Regions from separate parts of the Homo sapiens genome. Here region 2 is linked to region 1. The links are chromatin contacts, found by Hi-C in ENCODE. All regions are on one chromosome and are shown on one strand. The core of a region is the stretch at or near the end of the contact, and the rest is flanking DNA. Distances in the headings are between cores, read along the strand shown.

What was found. A loop is a pair of places that touch in the nucleus more often than their neighbours do. Pooled maps may share reads with other maps.
Region 2: a loop to region 1 is called in a map with no recorded cell type, with 13 times the contacts of the local background. The contact joins two enhancer-like sites. A Hi-C loop is called at or near these places in 5 of 37 single-sample maps with no recorded cell type and 3 of 50 pooled maps.

What each region holds. Positions count from the first base shown.
Region 1 is chr6:134,245,210-134,250,571 of GRCh38, reverse strand. The region is part of intron 2 of SGK1 (serum/glucocorticoid regulated kinase 1); the gene reads left to right. Among named protein-coding and RNA genes, the nearest start is that of SGK1, 70 kb to the left of the region's middle. Within about 2 kb of position 3,236, at least 9 of the 41 ENCODE cell types and tissues checked have a DNase peak (open chromatin) inside an H3K27ac peak, as active enhancers do.
Region 2 is chr6:135,220,223-135,225,900 of GRCh38, reverse strand. All of the region lies in intron 1 of LOC105378011 (a long non-coding RNA gene), which reads left to right. Among named protein-coding and RNA genes, the nearest start is that of MIR548A2, 16 kb to the left of the region's middle. Within about 2 kb of position 1,705, at least 3 of the 41 ENCODE cell types and tissues checked have a DNase peak (open chromatin) inside an H3K27ac peak, as active enhancers do.

The sequences.
Region 1 (5,362 bases), core at 1,987-4,486:
CTTGGATAAACACCTAAATGTGCTGAGACACACATTTGTCCATAGTGTTCAGGATAAATAAATCTTTCTATTTTTACTTGTCATTGATGTTAGATCCCCTTGTCTTTTTGACCTAGTAAATAAATCAAACTATTTTTAGGCAAGATTCAAGCAAAACTCAATTTGTGTGACATCATCTCTTGAAAAAATCATCACAATCAACTGAAATGCACTGGTATTATATAAGTGACTCAGCTCTGTTCCGTAAGAAAACCACGCTTTTCTTATCGACCTTGAGTAGCAGACAGTGATATAAGAGCATATTAAAATCCTCTTTAAGGTCAAGCCAAATTCCACAGCTTGCTATCTATCATTTTAGTTTGCTTTTCCAATGTTCATTGGCCTTGAGAGTTGTAAATACACAAGTCTGTCCTCGATTCACTTTTCTCTTTTACTCTAGTGAGTATTTCCTGTTGTTTTCCTTTTGACTTGATTTTAAAATGACCATTTCAGGGGATTCATCTAGATTTCTATGTGAGAAAAAAAATTCAGGAACTTGGCATCTCTGGCTGGGTTTGATGAGTAGCAGATAGGTAGCTCTCTAGTTAAGTAACGTGGGGAGCAGAGGTTATAGGTCTTTGTAGATTAGAAAACGTTAAATGCATTAACTTGGTGGTAACAAAAAAGAAAGAAAGAAATTGATGACCATTACGGTTCTCTTCTTGGCTTAGAATTGCATGTATCAGCAGCCCTGAGTTATTTTTAAAACAAGCAAATCTGACACCAGCATGAAAGCAGACCTTTCAGGTAGTGACCACCTATGTAACAGGGTTACGGATACCAGAATGCTGAATCCTCTCCCAGCACACAGCAAAGCCTTGGTTTATTCTCTCAGCTGGTGTTTATTGAGAGTTTCTATCATAAGCTTGGCAGTAAGCACCCTAGGCTGTGTTTCCAGGACAGGGGGAAAATCCAAGCAACCACGCAGTTACAACACACTGTGACAAGTGCTAGAAGAGGGGGAGATAGAGACTACACATAAGAGGGTTCCCATAGCTGACGATGTAGGGGCCAGTGAAGGCTTCTCAGCAGAAGAGAAATCTAAGCTAAGAAGTGAAGGATGAGTAAGTTAGTAAGGTAAGGAAGGGCGGGGAAGAGAAGCCCAGACAGATGGGACAAATAACCAAAGGCCTGGAGGCCTGGAATGACATGGTAAATTTGGAGCAAGGAAAATATAGCTCAACTGGGGAACAGAATTCGGGTTATTAAGGGTTTTCACAAGGCATTTAAAACAATTTCTATATATCATCTTCAGGAGATGAGGATCTGTTTCATGTTTCAATCACAAAAGTGGTATCAGTAGGAATAAAGAATAGACGAGAGAGAGTTGAATTCCAGAGATTTTTTCTGCAGGAGGTTTATGGTTTTGGATTAAGGTTTCTGACTTTGACCTTGTTAAGGATAAATATGCTTGAGATTTCGTACAATACGCTTGATTCTTCTTCTGCAAAAAAGACGAGGATTCCAGGTTTGGGAAAGCATAATATTAACTCAGGAGCTCTCATTACTGACATGAGAAAAATGATTAAAAAGAGGAGCCTGAAACCACGAACAATCTTGGTTATTTACCAAGTTTGTTCTTGTGGAGGAAAAAAATAAAATTAAGATTTGAGAGAACTGAAAAGCTTCAGAGAATAGTAGTTGAAGGGAGAGGGGGATAAAAAGAAAGGGAGAGGAAGCACTTTGGATGTGAGGCAATGGATTATAAACTGTAGTTCATTTTGTAGTTCATTTAACTTCAGAACTCTTAATCTCTTGATGAGGGAGAGCCTACCTGGATCAGAGTTAGGGAGTTCTCTATGTTGAGATTGGTTGTATATGAGGAGACAAAACCTGTAAATAAGGCCGAGGCAGGTAGTTTGAGACCAGCCTGGCCAACATGGTGAAACCCTGTCTCTACTAAAAATATAAAAACTATCTGGGCGTCGTGGCACATGACTGTAATCCCAGCTACTGGGGAGGCTGAGGCAGGAGAACCACTTGAACCCAGGAGGCCCAGGTTGCAGTGAGCTGGGATTTCACTACTGTACTCCAGCCTGGGCGACAGAGGGACTCTCCATCTAAAAAAAAAAAAAAAAAAAAAAAAAGGCGGAGGAGAGCAGGTGTTTCTAAGATGCTTCTGCATGTGTGTCATCTGTCTCTGTATGGGAAGATGACATTATTGACCTTGTATCAATGTTAACTGTGGTTTGAGCTACATTTTGCTAGCATTAAAGACTGGATTTGTACTGATCTGTTTGTACTCCCTTGCCTAATTTGGCTGAAGACTACTAATAGAACAGATTTTCAGTAAACTTGGGAAGTTAATCTAGCTGACCTTCCTTGGGCTTTAACAAGGGCCCTTTGCCTTTTGGCACATTGCTTTAATCAACTACACTAATCAGACCCAAGGCTCATGATACACACGAGGGAAAAAAATAGCTTATGTGAACAAGTGTTTTTTTCTGAGTGATTTTTAGCCACTGAAGAATGCAAAAGTTCCAATTTTCTTCATAATTGAAATCATAACAGCTGTGAGAACTTGGCCGTTTATCAAAGATGCAAGCAGAAGTCATAGGCTTTATTTCATGGATTAAATCTAAAAGCTGTATATATTTTCATGATGTTGCATAATGGATTGGTAATGGTTATTATGAATGATAATACTTATTTAGACAAGTCAGAGAGACCAAGTACAAAAGATGTTTAAAGCAAAAATGGCATAGACTGTTTTGCAAATGCACAGGCTGAAATTATCTATAATTTTAGTGAATGGCATAAATTGTATGACATAGAGTTGGCTCTGGCTTCCATTTTCATGGCAAGGCCAGCTTGTAAATCAGTGACAATGACTCATGGGTCTCAGGCATGGTACATCAATCTAGCACCTGCTTTCCCAATCGGTCGAGTTACATTCATATCCAAACACGAATAACCGTATTATTAACCTCAGCCACCAAAATTAATCTTTCAGTATTGAGAGGATGTGCAAGTTCAAACTCATAGGGTTTATTTCCTCCTTGTGACATATACTGTGCACTTAATTTGTAAAAACAGTGCTATTCCTTCCTGTTCAGCATCTCAGAAGTGGTGAATGCCATTTTGAGTTCTGTGTTTGTGGCTTTGTGGAGGGCCATATATAGGTAAATTTTACGGGAGGCCCCCACAGGTGTGACTTTGAACTGAGGCCATGTGACAAGCAGCAGCCTGCTACTCTAACCTCATCCTGGGGAAATCCAGGCTTCACAGTTGCTACACAGGATGTTTCATCAAAAGAGGGATTTTCCCCCTCTGCTCTGGAAGACTTTGTTTCCTTCCCCTTCCTCAACTTTACCAAAGTATTCTGAAAATAGTTAACAATTTTTCCTGTCTTGGGTGACTTTATTGGGGGTGGAATGGTGGTGGGGAAGGATAAGGAATGGGTTAAGGGGAAGTTGAGCACTGGGGCATAGAAGGGACAGTAAGAACAAGACCCGTCAATACTTTGTCAGCCCATCATGTCTCTGGGCATATTACTTGCTATTACCTAATATTAAAAAAAAAAATAAATCACTGGCCCTACTATGCATCAAGCATGGTTTTGGTGTTAGATCTTAGTTCAAAGTCCAGCTTTGACATTTGCCAGCTGTGTCTTTAAGTTTCCCATTTATAAAATGAATCATAATACGAACTTGGCCAGGCACAGTGGCTCCCAGCACTTAGGGAGTTGGAGGCGAGTGGGTCACCTGAGGTCAGGAGTTTGAGACCAGCCTAGCCAACATGGCGAAACCCTGTCTCTACTAAAAATACAAAAATTAGCTGGGTGTGGTGGCAGGCACCTGTAATCCCAGCTACTCAGGAGGCTGAGGCAGGAGAATTGCTTGAACCCGGTAGGTGGAGTTTGCAGTGAGCCGAGATCACACCACTGCACTCCAGCCTGGGGTATAGAGCAAGACTCTGTGTCAAATAAATAAATAAATACAAATACAAATACAAACTTAACAGGGTTGCTGAGAGGTTCAAGTGAGAGAATGTATGAACATTTACTTCGTTTATCTCTGCTTCTGTCCTCCCCCATCTTCACCCTTTTTTCCCAAGCCTAAAAGGAATCAAACAAGGGCCAGGTGTGGTGGTTCACACCTGTAATCCCAGCACTTTGGGAGGTTGAGGTGGGCAGATCACCTGAGGTCAGGAGTTCGAGACCAGCCCTAACAACATGGTGAAACCCCTTCTCTACTAAAAAAAAAAAAATACAAAAATTAGCCAGGCGGGGTGGCACATGCCTGTAATCCCAGCTACTTGGGAGGCTGCGGCAGGAGAATCACTTGAACCTGGGAGGCAGAGGTTGCAGTGAGCCGAGATAGTGCTATTGTACTCCAGCCTGGGCAACAAGAGTGAAACTCCATCTCAAAAAAAAAAGAAAAAAAAGAAAAGAAACAAGCCTCAACCATGAAGATCATATGATGATTCTGAACTATGTATAAGGTGTCCAATCTACTACTACCCTTTACGTGGTCATTTGTGTTCATTGGACACCATCACCAAACTTATTAATCCAAGCCTGTTCATTAAATATTTTTGTTCAGCAAAAAGAAGTAAAAAAGGAAGTAGAGATTTCAAAGCAACTACATCATTAGATGAGCTTGTGCCAGTGTAACTCTTATAGAACAAGTGAGAACAAGTCAAGGTACTTATTTCTTTGCTTAGTTGTTAAGACTTGTTTTTGTATTTCTTTTACCTTCTTTTGATACAGATGAGGTCTCACTATGTTGCCTGGGCTGGTCTGGAACTCCTGGGCTCAAGCTATCCACTTGCCTCAACCTCCCAAAGTTCTGGGATTATAGGCATGAGCCACTAGTCCTGGCCATTTTTAAATATTTTTTGTAGAGACAAGGTCTACGCTATGTTGCCCAGGCTGGTCCCAAAATCCTGGGCTCAATAATCCACCCACTTTGGCCTCCCAAAGCACTGGGATAACAGGCATTAGCCACCATGCCCAGCCCATTTTCATATTTCTTTAGCTAAACTAGCAGGAAAAGTGAAGTAAAAATCTTCAAGTTTGCCCTTCTCTAGGACAGAATTTTTAGATTTTTAGCCCTGATTCTGAAGGTTTTATTTCCCCTGAATATCTATTGTTGACAAAACCTTAAAGATGCTATTTGTCTAATCTAGACTGTAACCTGAAATATTCTCACAGAAAAATAATTCTGGCATTTTCTCCCATTGAACTGCAGCCCTCTCTAAGGCATCTCAAGCAACTGTCTTTATCTTTAATTCTAAGACATAGTCACTGCCTGGAAAGCTAAACTATTACAGCCTACAGTGTAAATAAACCACAGGGCTTGGCATGGTGCCTCACACCTTT
Region 2 (5,678 bases), core at 456-2,955, 980 kb before region 1:
CTTTCCAGAAGGCTTCAGGTCATACACTGAACACTGCGCGCCTTGACTCGGAAACTGGGCAAGGAAGGGAAGGGAGTTGTCTGTCCATTGTTAGCTATTTAGGACCATTAAAGAATAGGTGGATGGATTTGTATTCTTTAGAAAAGTGACCGAATGGAAACAAATCCTGACTCTGCCTAACATCTGCCCCCAAACACAGGCGAAGGGTGATTTGTTAACTTATAAGTTCATTTCAGAGGATGTTTTCTAGCAGGAAAACCTCACAATTATATCCTTGGTACTCCAATGTCTCTGGCCTACTAAAGCTTTCTTTCAATTTTGTCTTTGATCTGAGGTTCTCCCTGGGCTTTGTAACTATATACAGGATTAAATACTTACCCCATTTAAATAGAAATCCCAAAGCACAGAGGAGTAAAGTGATTTGAAACAAGGGTTTTTGGCATGTTGATTAGAGACTGGTTTAGAACCAAGGATTTCTGAATGAAAATGTGTGTGTGTGTGTGTGTGTGTGTGTGTGTGTGTGTGTTTGGTCTTGTTTTGTTTATGCGCTTAACTTCGTGAGATATAAATTCCCTTATGACAGATCATATGCAATTGAACCATATTTCTAAAGAGGTTTAGATATATACAAAATTATGCTTCCCCATATATTATAAAAATCAAACAAAAGATGGATCAGCGGCCGAGGTTAGCCATTATTAGTACCAACATCTGGAACATAATAATTCCCTGGATTTAAGAAAATCTACTTATAGTTAGGGTCTTAATATTTTTCTAATACTCTATAGACAAATGGGCATTTTAATTAAAAATTATGGGCCCCAAAGGAATTGAAAGCTATTGGGGAGTGTTTAGACAGAAAACACAGGGTTGGGGGAGTAAGGCAGGGTGTTTTGGTGTGGTCCTCTCAGACCACCTGCATTAGAATCAGCTGCAAGCTTGTTAAACCTTCCCAGGTCTACACCTGACTCATAAATCAGAATCCGAGGGTGACGTCAAGAATCTCCATTTTAAACAAATTTCCAATGTGTTTCTGAGGATCATTGACTCTACAAATGCATTCTAGATTAAAGAGTAAAAGAAAATATAAAATTAAGCTAAGAACACCTTCAAGAACAAATATTGGCAGAATTTCTTAATGACCAAAATATCAAAATATAATCAGATTATTCCATACGAAAAATTCAGTAGAAGATTTGGCTTTTGAAAATGATGAGGAAACTTTTAGAGAAATTATTTGTTGATAATATTCTGCTCTTAAAAAAGAAAAGAGTTTTAAGTAATCAGTTCTTCCTGAACTAATTACTTTATGGACTATAAAACGTGAAAACAGCCCTTATGAACTTCGGATCAAAAGATATGTTTTCAATAAGATTTTTCTGGGATTAAAGCACATTCTTTTGAAATTAAGAAGCAGTAGGAAGTGCACTATGTACAATCCAATTAACTGAGTATAAGATTCAGGCCCTGCCAGCATTTGGCCCTGCTAACCTAAGGTTTAATTTTATACTGTCTATGAAAAAGGGATTTGAACAAAATTATTTATATGAATCAGCTATAAATAAGTAATTTTATATCACTGCAGAAACCATTCCATAACTCCCCATATCTCTACGGACAAAGTTCAAGCTCTATTTACACCGCTTTTCTCTCCGGCCTCGTATCTTTTTTTTTCCTCCAGGTTTCTCTTTCAGTTTCTCAAAACTCACCTCTCAGACATCACCTTTCTTCTTCTTTTCTCTCTCCCTCTTTCTTCTTCCCTAGCATATTGAGAGCACTTCATAAATATTGTGTCATTACTAACAAGATTATTACAGGTAATAGAAAAAGCAGACACATTTAAGATACATTTTGCAGATAGAATATTCAGGTCTTTCTGAGCATTTGAGTGTAAGGAGGGTAATAAGGTAAAGAGAGAAACCAAGGATGACAAATTTTTGGCTTGAGAAATGAAGAAATTAAGATACAAGGGCCAATTACTGCTAATGAGAAAAAAGCATTTAAATGATTATGAGTTCTGTTTTGTTCATACTTAATCTAAGATGCTTATATGGGGAAGATGTTAACATGGAATAGGCTGCAGGAGTCTAGAATTTCAGAGTGGGCTCAGGGGTGAAGAGATGGTATTTAAAGCCACAGCACTGATGAAATCCTTTAGGAAGAATGATGGAGAGAGAAGGAGGAAAGGGCCACTTGAGGCCCAAAGTGAGGAGGAGCAGCAAACAGAGGGAACCAGTGAGAAGCAGGAAAACCAAGAGAGTCATGCCTGAAGCCAAGAGAGAAAAATGGTTAGAGAAAGAGGGGGTGTCAACTCTGTTGACTGCTGCCAATAAGTAAAGTAAAATGAGGCCCAAGAAGTGACTACAGCATTTGGCGAAGTGGAGGTCACTGGTGACATTGAAGAGGCAGGCATGGAGGAGTGGGGGCAATGAAAGTTCATGTGGAGTGGGCAGAGGGGAGGCAACCTGGGGAAGTGGGGACCTGCCATACAGAATTCCCTTAAGCAGTTTTGCTGAGGAGCAGATAAATGGGGTGGTATGATGGGGTATATAAGGGGATATTGTCCACTTGAGTCCAAGAGTTTGAGACCAGCCTGGGCAACATGGTGAAACCTTGTCTCTACAGAAAGTACGAAAATTAGTGGGGCTTGGGGGCACGTGCCTGTAGTCCCAGCTACTTGGGAAGCTGAGGTAGGAGGATCACATGAGCCCAGGAGGCTGAGGCTGCAGTGAACCCTGATTGTGCCAATACTGATTAGCCTGGTATGACAGAGCATGACTCTGTCCCCACTCCCCCAAAAAAAAAGAAAAAAGAAAAGAAAAAAAATTAAACTATACTGATGAGGGAACATTGTCTTTCCTGCTGGAAGTTGTAGACCATGTTAATGTGAGGGAATAATTGGGAGAGAGGAAGACAATGATGATGTCGGGGAGAGAGAGAGTATTCACAAGATGAAACCCCTGAGGATACAGAGGAATGGCTTGCAGAGGCCAGATGGATGGGCCAGTCCATGACTGCAGCTGGGCATGCTCACCCATGCTAACAAGAGACAGAGTAGGCATGCAGGTGTGGCTCTTGACGGCTTCTCTTTTCTCATTCGTGTATGAGTCAAAGTTATCTGCGGGGACTGGGTAGAAACGGGATGGAGAGTTTGAGAGAAAGGGGTGTGAAACTGTTGTTTGGAGCATGGGGAAAAAATTTACTAACTAGATATACTCAGGTAGTAGAACTGCCTGAATGTCCAAATACAATATATCATCATGAATTTAAAGATAACTTGTTATATTTGGGTGTTTTTATTCAGCAAGTTTAAGATGTCACATCTTACTCTACTGTCCTTTCCAACTTTTGCCTGACTTTATCTGTCAGTCCTGCCTAGGTGTCAGTTCTGTAGGAAACCTGTCTTCTTCCTCCACGTCTTGATCTGGTGCTCTACGTGGTCTCCGTTATCCCTATTCTGATTATATTGTAGTAACCTTTACTCATCTGTATCTCCCATCTGAACATAAGCTCACAGAGGGCAGGGACTTTGATCTATGTTGTTCTGAGCTCTAACCCCAACTTCTGACACAGCACCTGGCACAAAATAGAGCCTCGACATGTACTAGTTGAATTAAAGAAATATAGTGTAAAGACAAATATCAAACCACCTCTTTCATTTCCATATTAGCATCAAGATTACTTTCTTTTCTTTCTTTTTTTTGAGATGGAGCATTCCTCTGTCGCCCATGCTGGAGTGCAGTGGTGCAATCTTAGCTCACTGCAACCTCCGCCTCACAGGTTCAAGTGATTCTTGTTCCTCATCCTCCCAAGTAGCTGGGATTACAGGCACGCACCATCACACCCCACTAATTTTTGTACTTTTAATGGAGATGGGGTTTTGCCATGTTGGCCAGCCAGGCTGGTCTCGAACTCCCGACCTCAGGTGATCCACCTGCCTCAGCCTCCCAAAGTGCTGAGATTACAGGCATGAGCCACCGCACCTGGCCAAGATTATTTTCACTGAATATTAATTTTAAAAAATTATTAACTGTTTATTACCAGAACACTAACAAGTTCCATAAGATTTATAGTTTAGCTTCCTTTTGCTATAGGGAGCAAAGTTACTAGGTATAATTGTATATAAGTAAACTTTACTTTTGAAATTTATTTATTTTCAGAGATGGGGTCTCTCTGTGTTGTCCAGGCTGGTCTCAAACTCCTGGGCTCAAGGGATCCTCCCACCTCAGCCTCCCAAGTCGCTAAACTTTACTTTTACAAAGAGATTTGTATTTTAGCTGACTTCCTTTCCTCAAGGATGAGGACTTGGTGACTAAGGAAGAATTGATTTTTATAATAGTAATGGTTCAAAGGAGAAAAATAAGCCCCAAAGTTGTAAGTATTTTAAGTGGAGTGTAATAGACCTGCACATCACATTTTTTTTGGATTAGAAAGCAGCAAGCTTAAGGAAAAATATGCCCTCTACTTCCCACATATATATTTGTACAAGGAGAAACATATTAACTAAAATATGTTAGAATGATTAGTAATATTTTGAGAAGATATAATTGAGTTTTAAAGTAAGTTTTTAACATAGAATAGTTTTAACACACAATTGGGGACATGGGTCTCGGAGGTATTCACTTTCCCATCGCTGGGTAACAGACATTTTTCTCTAATTGATCATAAGTCATCATGGTGACTTATCTAATCAACAGGCACGGCAACATTTTACAGAGATGCAAGAATGTATTTACTTGCAGAATCTTCACAATAACAACCTTGACTTGAAATGCATTTTTATCTCCAGTATAATTAAAATATAAGTAAAATAAAGCTTTGAGAGATTAAGTAAAACATACAAAGTCACACAGCTGGTAAAGGGTAGGGTCTGAATTCAAATCAAGATTGGTGGCCAGGTGCGGTGGCTCACACCTGTAATCCCAGCACTTTGGGAGGCTGAGGTGGGAGGACTGGTTGAACCCAGGAATTTGAGACCAGTCTGGGCAAGATGGCAAGACACCACCTATATTTAAAAAGAAAAAAAAAGATTGGTCTGGCTTCAAAACTGATTTTCTTTCAATAAAGCAAGACAGTGAGCCCCTTATGGGAAGCCCTGATGATATCTAATGTCCCTTTCAGTTCTAATATTGTATAATTTCTAAAGAAAGAAGGAAGTTTATCCCTGGGCATCTCTCTTATCTTGAATTTTCAGTCCCATCTAGAGGTCGGGGACACATCAGTCTTCTCAGTGTCTCTCCTGTTCTCTGGATGGACATACGCAGAAGCAACTTCACACACAGTAACTCACAAGGGCAGCCTTTCATTTAAGTAGTATATAATACTGTTTTCACTTGTACTACCTGAATTCCTGCTGTAGAGAGCAGGATGATTTTCAAAATTGATCAGAACAATCAACGTTTTGGAGATGCTTGTGAACTGGGTGTGCTGTGTGAGTATTTGACCATAACAGCTAAATTTACACTCCTTTTCATGAAGTTAGGTTTTTAGTCTCTAGTTATTGGGTTACAAGCGTGTTGGAAATATAAATATCTATTTCAGTTCTGTAAGATGTTGAGTTCACTCTTGTCATTAATAATTAAGTGACCTCTCAATATAACTGTGTAATTGGCAGTGCACATTATCAGCAAGATGGGCATTCAACACACTACACAGCAAGCATCACTGGACTGTGGAAA